Regions from separate parts of the Homo sapiens genome. Here region 2 is linked to region 1. Evidence: read pairs that join two places in POLR2A ChIA-PET (ENCODE). Cell type or tissue: K562. All regions are shown on one strand. Links, peaks and the distances in the headings refer to the core of each region. The heading gives the core; the rest is flanking DNA. Region 1 holds the start of LOC105369761 (a long non-coding RNA gene). Region 2 overlaps SPATS2 (spermatogenesis associated serine rich 2).

Region 1 (5,373 bases), core at 116-5,115:
TTTTTTACAGACAGGAAGCTGGGGCCAGAGAAGCCAAATTCACACTGCTAGAAAGCTGACAGAGCAAGGATATAAACCCAGTTCCTGGCTGCGTCGAAATTAAAGTGCTGGTCTTCACCACCAAACTCCCCTGCCCGCACGACACCAAGGGGTAGTGGGGTGAGACGGCCTCCAGGCAGTCTGCCAGTTTCTCTAACATTGAAGGCTCAGAGGTCAACAGTGCTTGAGGTTCACAAGGCAAAGGGGCTGCCCCACCAACCTAGACCATCCCGGGGCCCTGGTACCTGGTCCAGGGGAGGGGCTGCTGCTACATTCCGGGCCAGACTGGCCCACGCGGAAAGAGAACTTGGGCTGGTCCGAGCCACAGCCGTCTTCAATGCCATCTACTACCCTGTGAACCCAGGTACCAGGACAACAAATCAATGGACAGGCAGCCACTGTGGGGTCATACGGGACGGGATGCCCCAGCGTCCACACACACAGGCTGCAGGAGCGTGGAACTGACCAGGAGCCCAGGAGAAAGCTAACATGGGGTCCCTTCCCCTAGGAGCTTACAGTTTAGCTGGGGGGCCAAGCTTGAGCAGCATGAGATGCAAGAGTTCAGAGCAGCGTGTGCCACACACCACACAGTGGAGTGGGACAGCAGGAGAAAGGAGGAGCACAGAAGGCTTCCTGGAGGAGGCAGGCTTGGCCCACATAGACTAGCGGGAGTTAAGATGGTTAGATGGGCACCTAGGGCAGGGTGCGCCTGCCCAGGGCCTCAGCCTCATCACCACCATCTCTGCCACGGGGGCCTAGGGTCTGCTCACCTGGGGCTCAGATCTGGGGGCACATTCCATGGCATGGGGGGCAGCCGTAGCCCCTCTAGGGCCCGTGGGGGAGCAGAGGGGCCAGCCTCAGCCTTCAAAGCCCCTGCCCTGCCTGGCCTCCCTCTGCCACCTAGACGAGGCCGGGGTGCTGTTCGACGTGGGGATAGCAGCTTGGCAGCTGAGGATGAGGAGGTGCAGCCAGGGGACAGCAGGGGGCTGGAGGGCTCATCAGCTGGGGCTGGGGAGACCGTGGGGCCCTGCTCCCCATCTGTCTCCTTCTCCTCCAGCGTGGACATAAGGGTATTGTCGCCGCTCAGGGAGCTGGTGTCCACCTAGGGATAGTGAGGGACAGGGAATCGGCATGGATGGTCACTATTGTGTCCCACTCACCTCCCCTACCAAGGCTTCATCTACCCTGGAAGGGATGAGCCATCTTTGTTAGAATAGCCAACATCTATTCTAACTGAAGGTCCTATAGATGATACTATCTTTTTTTTTTTTTTTTGAGACAGAGTCTTACTCTGTCGCCCAGGCTGGAGTGCAGTGGTGTGATCTCGGCTCGCTGCAAGCTCCACCTCCCGGGTTCATGCCATTCTCCTGCCTCAGCCTGTAGCTGGGACTACAGGCGCCCGCCACCACACCCGGCTCATTTTTTTTTTTTTTTTTTGTATTTTTAGTAGAGACGGCGTTTCACCGTGTTAGCGAGGATGGTCTTGATCTCCTGACCTCGTGATCCACCCGCCTCAGCCTCCCAAAGTGCTGGGATTACAGGCGTGGGCCACCGCGCCCGGCCAGATGATACTATCTTAATCTATAATCTATCTAAAGCCACCAAAGCCCTGGAGGTGTTAACTACCTCTCAAAATTCTAGCCAAATACGGACACCACCACTCCTCTACCAGGTCCCTCAGCCTAATTAAACTATCCAAGAGAATGCGGCGCTAAAAATTGGTTTGGAATTAGTGACAATCCAGGGAAATTCAAAAGCCCCTCAGAACAATCCTGTTTCACCATGAAAAAACACAGGGGGCCACCAGGCTCTCTTCAGAAGCAACCTGAAGAGCTGGTGCCTGTCTCTGCCCTGCTCAGCCCCTGACCCCCAGGAGCCACCCCTCCCTGTGCCAGCACTGATGCATTCATCTACCTTCACTAAGATTCCTCTGGACAGGGTAAGGCTGCCTCAGACAGGCCAAGGAGAGCTGGCAGGGGTGGCTGCACATGCTGGGCTGGGCACATGAGTGTGGAAGGGCAGAGAGGGTGTAGACCCCTGCCCAAGGTGGGAGCTTTCATACCAGGCCACACTTCACACACAGCTCTCCACCATCCCCAGCCTCTGCCCACTTCACCAGGCTCCCTGGCACCCCCATCCCCTCCAAGCACATACTCAGCACACTCACCTCTGCAGAGCCTCCCCCAGCACCCAGGTTGTAGCTGAGCTCCCCTCGGAGGCCACGACTGAAGCGCGGGGCAAACTCGGGGTACAGCGCAAGGCTGTCGTGCAGGCCAGCCAGCTGCAGACACTGCAGGACGCAGTACGTCAGCCCCTTCACGTCGGCATTGGCCTTTACCACCTGCTCCCGCCGGGGCAGCTCACAGCCGATCAGGTCGCCCTTCCCTGGGGAGAGGAAGTAGAGGTCAGCAAGCCCTGAGAGCTTCAGCCATGAGGAGAGAAGAGGGGGCTGCAGGTTGCTGAGATTCCCTTCAGAGCTGGGCTGGGCCTCTGTAGCTGAAGCCTTGAAGCCAGCAGAGAGAGGAGCAAAGAGGCCTGGGACATGGCCTGACGCCTGCAGCCTGTCTCACTGGCTCCCACATGGGCTTGGGGTAAAGAGCTCTGTGACCCAGGCCCTCAAACACATTCAGGATCAAAACCACTGTGCCAGAAAACCTGAATTATAGCCCTGAGAGAGACTGAACATCAGTTCTAGTGTTTCACAGCTGGCTATGTTGATTAGAATCCCCTGCAAAAGTCAGAACAAACACCCAGGCCCTATCTCTACCTACAGCGTCACAGTATCTATGGGAGACCCCACAGTCTGATTGTTTTTAAGTCCCACAGGTGATTCAGATGCAGCTTGTCCAGGAATCAGTGTTTGGAACCAGCAAATTAGAGCCCTGTGTGGCATAGGGAAAATGCCAGGCAGCCAGGCTTACCTTCCTGAGCCCTAGCTGCCTCTGCTCTACAAGAGATGCTGCATTTAACTGAGTCTAGGGAATATTCTTGATCTCACCAGAAGGGGTCAATGGAGGTTTTCCCACAGGCAGGTTAAGACTGCCACCTGGCTGACAGTAATTATTAAATGGCATCAATTAGAGCCTGCGGTGTAATCTCAGAGATGTTAGATTGGGTAGGGTGGGTGAGATGTGTGTCTTAGAATCAATGAAATAGGGTGTGTCTGTCCAGGGACATGTTGAGGCTAAATTAGAGTTAATGTAGATAAAGTGCCTCACACAAAGACGACCAAAAAGAAATCATTTTCTTCCTTTCCCTCCCAGATAGAACCCCCTATAAATCATTCCTGCCAGGCACAATGACTCCCAGCACTTTGGGAGGCCATGGCAGGAGGATCGCTTGAGCTCAGGAGTTTGAGACCAGCCTGGGCAACATGGCAAAACCCTGTCTCAAACAACAACAACAACAGCAGCAAAAATTAAGCTCGGTGTGGTGGTGTGCACCTGCAATCTCAGCTATTCTGGAGACTGAGGTGGATGGATCACTTGAGCCCAGTAGGTCGAGGCTGCAGTGAGCCGAGATCACACCACTGCACTCCAGCCTGGGCGACAGTGAGACCTGGTCTCAAAAAAAAAAATTCATTTCCAACAGGGATAGGCACGCAGTCCGGGCTTGGGCAGAGCACTCACTACCCTCAAGGCAGCTCAACCACCGCCAGGCAGTTCAGACTGTTAGAAAGTGTTTCAAAAAGGATGGCCCTGCTATGGACTACCTCACACTGCCAGCAGCACACACTGAGCTCACGTCTCCTCTACATGTTCCTGGACTTTTGCTCCAACTTAAGTATAGAATGCACCCCAACTTAAGTATAGTTTAACACTTGATTTTCTTGGTTTCAGGCCATCCTTCTGGGTCGTTTTGAGTGCTGTTTGGATCTCAATGTGATCATCTGGGGAATGTGCTCTCTTTTCATTGGCGTCATCTGAAATAGAATAAGCACGTGCTTCTTGTCTTCATCTAAGAGGTGGGAGAAAATGAGAAACAGGACAGGACCGAGGGCAGAGTCTCAGGACCAGAGACTGCCCACCAGGTGCAGCTCATCAAACTACTTCCTTCCTCACAACGGACTTTGCGTATGCTTAGCTTCCAGCAGTTCATCAACAGAGGCAAGCGCCAGAACCCAGAGCTGCCTGAAGCAGACAGGATGCACTTGGATGTTCGAGTAAAAAGGTAGGTGAGGAGAGGGTAGGTATGAAGGCAAAGCAGAGAACCCGACCATGATTGGGGTCGGGGAACCAGGCATTCACCAGGGCATCTAGAGCCTCCAAGTCAACAGGGAAGTAGTTCACCCAAAACATATAGAAGGTGACAGGATGGATCAACGGTGGCATAAGTCCTGGTGCTAGGGACATTGTAGAGGCAAAGGCCCAGGGCACAGGCTGTAGCCATTCTTGTGGCACTGAATACTGCACACTGAACATGGCTATTCTGAGACGTGGTGCCTGGCACCAGCAAAGGCATGCTCTGAGAGGACCTGTGCCAGCTCCCAGCCACACAACTCCCTCGGCTCCAGGCTGGAAACCATCTGTTTCGTAATCCACTCGTCAATCCTGCTTTGGGTTCACCAGTCTACAGTGGTGAAAATCTGTCCTTGTGCCCTTCGGAATCTCTCCAAGGATTGCCAGCTACACTTAACTGGCATAACTCCATTTTCTCATGCTGGCATAAACCGCATGTAGGCACCAAAGCTGGACTCATGAAAGATGTAAAACAAAGGGTGTGAACAGCCTGTCCCCACTCTTGGGGTCTAAGACCCCGATGGCATTTTTTTCCTCTTGTTTCCAGCTGGAAGGTCATCCTCTTCAAGGGAGCAAGGATGGACACACAGTAGCTGCGTCTGGTGACACCGCCCCACCTTCCTGGCCCTTTCCTGCTTCTCATCTTGATTGTGGATTGCCAGATGAATGAGAAACCTCAGCCCCAGGGCTTCAGCAGTCCCCACAGTGAATCTACACGTGCCTTGGCTGCCTGAGGATTCGATGTCGTCAGCAGTGGTCAGGTCACCACCTCCCCACATGTACAAGTCCTTGACTACCCACACCGGTCACATGTTCCCCGCCCTCTAGGGTCACGGTGATAGTCTCTTGCAGCCATAGAGCTCTGCTCCTCTTTAGTGGCTTTTCTTTTTTTTTTTTTTTTTTTTTTTTGAGACAGAGTCTCGCTTATCGCCCAGGCTGGAGTGCAGTGGTGCAATCTTGGCTCACTGCAGTCTCCATCTCCTGGGTTTAAGCAATTCTTCTGCCTCAGCCTCCCAAGTAGCCTGGATTACAGGTGTCCACCACCACACCCGGCTAATTTTTGTATTTTTAGTAGATACAGGATTTCACCACGTTG
Region 2 (5,373 bases), core at 267-5,266, 61 kb after region 1:
GGATCATGAGGTCAGGAGATCAAGACTATCCTGGCTAACACGGTGAAACCCCATCTCTACTAAAAAAAAATACAAAAGATTAGCCAGGCGTGGTGGCGGGTGCCTGTAGTACCAGCTACTCAGGAGGCTGAGGCATGAGAATGGCGTGAACCCAGGAGGTGGAGCTTGCAGTGAGCTGAAATCACGCCACTGCACTTCAGCCTGGGCGACACAGCGAGATTCCATCTCAAAAAAAAAGAATTGTATTTTTTTCTAGGCCTTTGATAATTATAAAATGTGACTCAGACAAAAAGTAACAAAAACTAAAAAGTAAAAAGACTAATCAGCAAGCACTGGATAAAAAAAGACTAACTAGATTTAATTGATCACTTTCTCAACGAGGAGAACCCTGTTTTTCAACTGAATGCAACTTTTTCAAAATCTGTTAATAAACTCACCTGTTCTATCCAGCGTATCTAGCATGGCAGACTCGGGATCCTCCAATTCTCTGGCATCTATTGAAAGTGTCTCCAAACCTTCACTGAGTGAGTCCACAGACTCAGTGTCATTGATGGCACCATTGACATGGTAGCCATTCATACCACCTTTCTCTGAGGAAGGCGCAGACTGTTCCTCTTGAATGGAAACTGATTTACTGGAATCTGGGATGCCGTTACTTGGTTCTGCGGCAGGTTTCGGTTTGTTTTTCTTCTTTTTGTTCTAAAGTTATTAAAAATTTGAAAAAGAAAAGAAAAGAAAGAAAAGATTCCCCCACAACCTAGAGAGGTAACTCTAGCTACCCAAAGGTAACCAATGTTACCAATTTCTTGTATGTTCTTTCAGAAATTTAATATTTTCACATATGCTGAACTATTGCCTAAAATAAAATTTTACTATGTGAAATCCTATACTTTAGATAAACTCAAACACATAAATATAAAACATTTCTTCATGACAAAACCCACCTTCAACAAAATCAAAAGATAAATTACAAAATGTGAAAAAAATATGTGCAGCTTATAGTCAAAGAGCTAAATATATACAGAGTTCTCAGAAAAAGCAAAATAATCCCATAGAAAAAAATAGTATAAGCTATAAGCATATAGAATGATATGCAACCTCAGTCTAATAAGAGATATATAAATTAAAACTGCACTGCAATTATCATTTTTCATTTATTAGATTAGCAAAGGTCAAAAAGTATGTTAACACTGTAGAATTGATAAAGGTTGAGGGTATAGAGAAACAGCCATTTTCATGTATTACTTCTGGGAGTTCAAAGTGGTACTCTCCATGACAATCTAGTAATGCTTATCAAAATTACAAATGCACATACTCTTTGACTAGCAATCCTACTTCTAGGAATTTATTCAAGATGAGAATAACACATATGCAAAGTGATTTCTATATATACACAAGGTTATTCATTGCAGTATCACTATTAACAGCACAGGATTAGAAACAACCCAAATGTTGATCAATAGGCGACTGCTTAAATAAATTGTGGCACGTCTAAACAGCAGGATGACTATGTATCCATAAAAACAAGAAAGCTCTTTATATATTGAGACATGGAATAAGCTCCAAGATATATTACATGAAAAAAGGAAGCAGGCAAAGAGGAGAATGGTCTTATTTACTTATATATGCATAAAATATCTTGAAAGATATATAAGAAATTGAAAATACTGTTTGCCTTGGGGGTGGAGAACCAAATGGCTGGGGAACAGGGATGGGATAAAGATGTTTCAGTGTATTGGGTGGGTGCAGTGGCTCATGCCTGTAATCCCAACACTTTGGGAGGCCAAGGTAGGTGGATCACCTGAGGTCAGGAGTTTGAGACCAACCTGGCCAATACGACGAAACCCCATCTCTAATAAAAAATACAAAAATCAGCCAGATGTGATGGCACATGCCTGTAATCCCACCTACTCGGGAGGCTGAGGCAGGAGAATCACTTAAACCTGGGAGGTGGAGGGTGCAGTGAGCTGAGCTTGCACCACTGCACTCCAGCCTGGGCAACAGAGTGACACTCCATCTCAAATTAAAAAAAAAAAAAAAAAGATGTTTCAGTGTATTAACTCTTGTACTTTTGAATTTTGAGCCATGTGAGTATATTGCATAGGCAAATAGTAAAGTTAAAATAAACAAACAAAAGTCCTTTACCTTTTGTTTTGTCAAACTCGTAGCTCCACTGGCAACACCTAATTCTATTCCTAAGGCTAGGCTGATAATAACTGAATCAATTTTTCCCCAAGTCCTTTCTGTGACCCTCTCCAGCAGAAACATGATTGAACTCTAGATAAACTTTTTGCCTTAACAGCTCTCATCTTTCTTTCTTTCTTTTTTTTTTTTTTTTTTAAAGACGGAGTTTCGCTCTTGTTGCCCAGGCTGGAGTGCAATGGTGCAATCTCGGCTCACTGCAACCTCCACCTCCCAGGTTCAAGCAATTCTCCTGACTTGGCCTCCCGAGTAGCTGGGATTACAGGCATGTGCCACCACACCCAGCTAATTTTTTTGTATTTTTAGTAGAGATAGGGTTTCACCATGTTGGCCAGGCTGGTCTCAATCCCCTGACCTCCAGTGATCCACCTGCCTCGACCTCCCAAAATGCTGGAATTACAGGCATGAACCACCGTGCCCGGCCTCATCTTTCTTTTTCTTACTTTCCCCCATGTGAACTGGCTAAGTTTTCATATCATTGGGTCATGTATATCATAACTATCCCACTCAGAGTCACATCCTATTGGACTAATCCCAACAGTTAAGTGGACTGGACTGGATTTGTGCATTTGGGACTGCTAAACTGAAGTCATATTTCTTTCTCCAAATTTTAAGGAATGTCTGTGTCTCTAACACACATCCTCTTCCAGGTCCATGCACATCTTATATCACTAGTAACTTATAATCCTGGGCTAATAAATTAAGAAACTGGTGTTAGCTGGGTGCAGTGGCTCATGCCTGTAATTCCAGCACTTTGGGAGGCCAAGGTGCGCAGATCACTTGGGGTCAGGCGTTCGACACCAGCCTAGCCAACATGGTGAAACCCTGTCTCTACTAAAAAATACAAATATTAGCCAGGCGCAGTGGCACGCACCTGTAGTCCCGCCCTACGTAGGAGGCTGAGGCATGAGAATTACTTGAACCCAGGAGGCGGAGGCTGCAGTGAGCCGAGATCGCGCCACGGCACTCCAGCCTGGGCGACAGAGCAAAACTCCATCTCAAAAAGAAAAAAAAAAAAGAAAAAAGAAAAAAAAGAAACTGGTGTTTTCCAGGACACTCACAGTTATCTATGTAACAGGTTGAAAGCAGCAGGAAGAAGTTAAACAAATATTCAAAACTACAGGTATGAAGAGCTTCAGAAGAATCTGTGTAGTATTAGGTAACCCTTGGAAAAAATTCTCAAGCGTCACTGAGGCCAAGCCTGGTTTTTGTTCAAGACCTGACAGGACTCCTAAAAAGTGATGTAAGAGTCATGATGAAAGCATTTCAGAACTCCAGCACTGACTTAATAAAGAAAAGAACACCCCAAACAGATTTCACAGAGATACTTGATTAAAATCCATACTTCAAGCATTTCCTAAAGGGGTTACCTTTACAGTGCAGAGCTGTGGGAAGAATTTTGAGACCAGCTGGTATCCTTTGGGAAAAGCATCTGATTTTAAGTAAATAAGGAGAAAGGAACGAGAACTAATATGTTAGGCGTTGTATTATGTATTTGTATTTATTAGAACTATTTTTCTATTTTAGAGATGAGCAAACTAAGGCACAAATGTTAAGCAATATCAGTCACAATGCCAGTAGATAGTGGAACAGGGTAGGAATCCAGTTCTGACTGATCCCATAGCCTGAGTGCTTTCTACCTCTCAAAGTGGAACATCAGACCCCTCTGCAAGGCACCTAATAGCCTTTTTTTTGAGATCAGGTTTCATCATGTTGCCCAGACTTGAACTCCTGGGCGCAAGTGATCCTCCCACCTCAGCCTCCCAAAGTGCTGGGATTACAGGCATGAGTCACCGTGCCTGGCCAGCACCTAACAGCTTTATGTCAAAGCTCATTAATATCAGGACTACAACCCAGTTGCCCGACCAAAAATCTGAACTGTTTTAACTGATTTATGGTATGAATATGGTTGAAAACCACTCAATTAGATCGCTTTCTCTTGCTTTCCTTGATTTGCTGTCTTTTTCACCCGTCTAATAACTGCACCATGGCAAAGTCATTCTGTTTCCTGCCTTAAATCACACGGAGAGGACTGTGTGGTACTCTGTGAGACACAGCTATGTTTCAAGGTCGAAGAATTTTTTTTTTTTTTTTGAGATGGAGTCTCACTCTGTCACCCAGGCTGGAATGCAGTGGCCCAATCTCGGCTCACTGCAACCTCTGCCTCTTGGGTTCAAGTTATTCTCCTGCCTCACCCTCCTGAGTAACTGGGATTACAGGCACGTGCCACCACACCTGGCTAATTTTTTCTATTTTTTAGTAGAGACGGGACTTCACCATGTTGGCCGGGCTAGTCTTGAACCACTGACCTCAAGTGATCCACCTGCCTTGGCCTCCTAAAGTGCTGGGATTACAGGTGTGAGCCCCTGCACCTGGCCAAAGATGTTTTTTAACCAGGTAAACAGAAGATATGTATGTGAACCTTTTCTTTCAAATATTTTTGCAGAGCCTAAATTTTTAAAAATAATATACACATCATCATGCTTTTAAATGTAATTCATTTTACCTTTTTCTTGCCTGTTACTGTCCATTCTTTGAGTACTTCACTGGCACTACCTGTAAGAGAAACCAATTACAGATTTTGTCTCCTACCACACACACAGTAGTCAAGCAGGAGTCAGTGTCCTCCCATTTTGTAATTGCTGGAGAATTTACAAAGCTCCTAACAGAAAAGTTAAAGTTAAGGATCAGGTCTAAAGTAATGTAATGAGATAATCATGCCATGCTTCCCTTTTGGAATACCTGCCTACTTAGACCCCTCCTCTCCGAGTAATTTCCTCAGTAAGTTCTTCTAAGAAGAGACTAATGTAGCTGGGCCATTTTGAAGATTCTCTTATCCATACATCTTAGACCAAATACAAAGGGGATGGCACACTGGTTTTAGCCAAGTGTGCCATCCTTTCCCCTCCAGTTACACACCCACCTTGGCTATGTTGTTTTGGAGACAGCTGCACATTACCCTAGACCAAAACACTAACATTATTTTTTAAAAAGATGAAGATAAAGAAAAACTTTACAACATTCAAACTTGTGCATCCTATGTTGGCAGATTCAGGAAAATAAAAACAGGGAGACCTAACCTCATGTTGCTATTCAAAGACGCAATAGCTTCAGATAGTTTTTCTCCAACAGGTTACATGGAAGGAAGGTTCATAAAACACTTCTCAATGT

What was found. ChIA-PET counts read pairs that join two places held together with the same protein. Peaks named below come from ENCODE experiments on the same cell type or tissue, not always from the same donor. Only the 100,000 strongest peaks of a DNase experiment are listed, where the experiment ranks them.
Region 2: POLR2A ChIA-PET joins it to region 1 with 6 read pairs; 5 of 35 experiments call an interaction of 5 or more read pairs at or near these places.

The regions. Positions count from the first base shown.
Region 1 is chr12:49,551,388-49,556,760 of GRCh38, reverse strand. It overlaps KCNH3 (potassium voltage-gated channel subfamily H member 3), which reads right to left. Exons shown (of 15, transcript NM_012284.3): 11 at 2,207-2,424; 12 at 810-1,141; 13 at 285-391. It overlaps LOC105369761 (a long non-coding RNA gene), which reads left to right and starts at 3,562. Exons shown (of 3, transcript XR_007063298.1): 1 at 3,562-4,209; 2 at 4,825-5,038. In K562, for the core only: a CTCF peak has its summit at 3,057 (motif pointing right); DNase peaks (open chromatin) are centred at 3,040 and 5,030; H3K27me3 peaks cover 1,706 bases.
Region 2 is chr12:49,490,067-49,495,439 of GRCh38, reverse strand. It overlaps SPATS2 (spermatogenesis associated serine rich 2), which reads right to left. Exons shown (of 14, transcript NM_023071.4): 6 at 4,709-4,758; 7 at 438-699. Among named protein-coding and RNA genes, the nearest start is that of KCNH3, 46 kb to the left of the region's middle. In K562, for the core only: no CTCF peak of the experiment used is centred there; no DNase peak of the experiment used is centred there.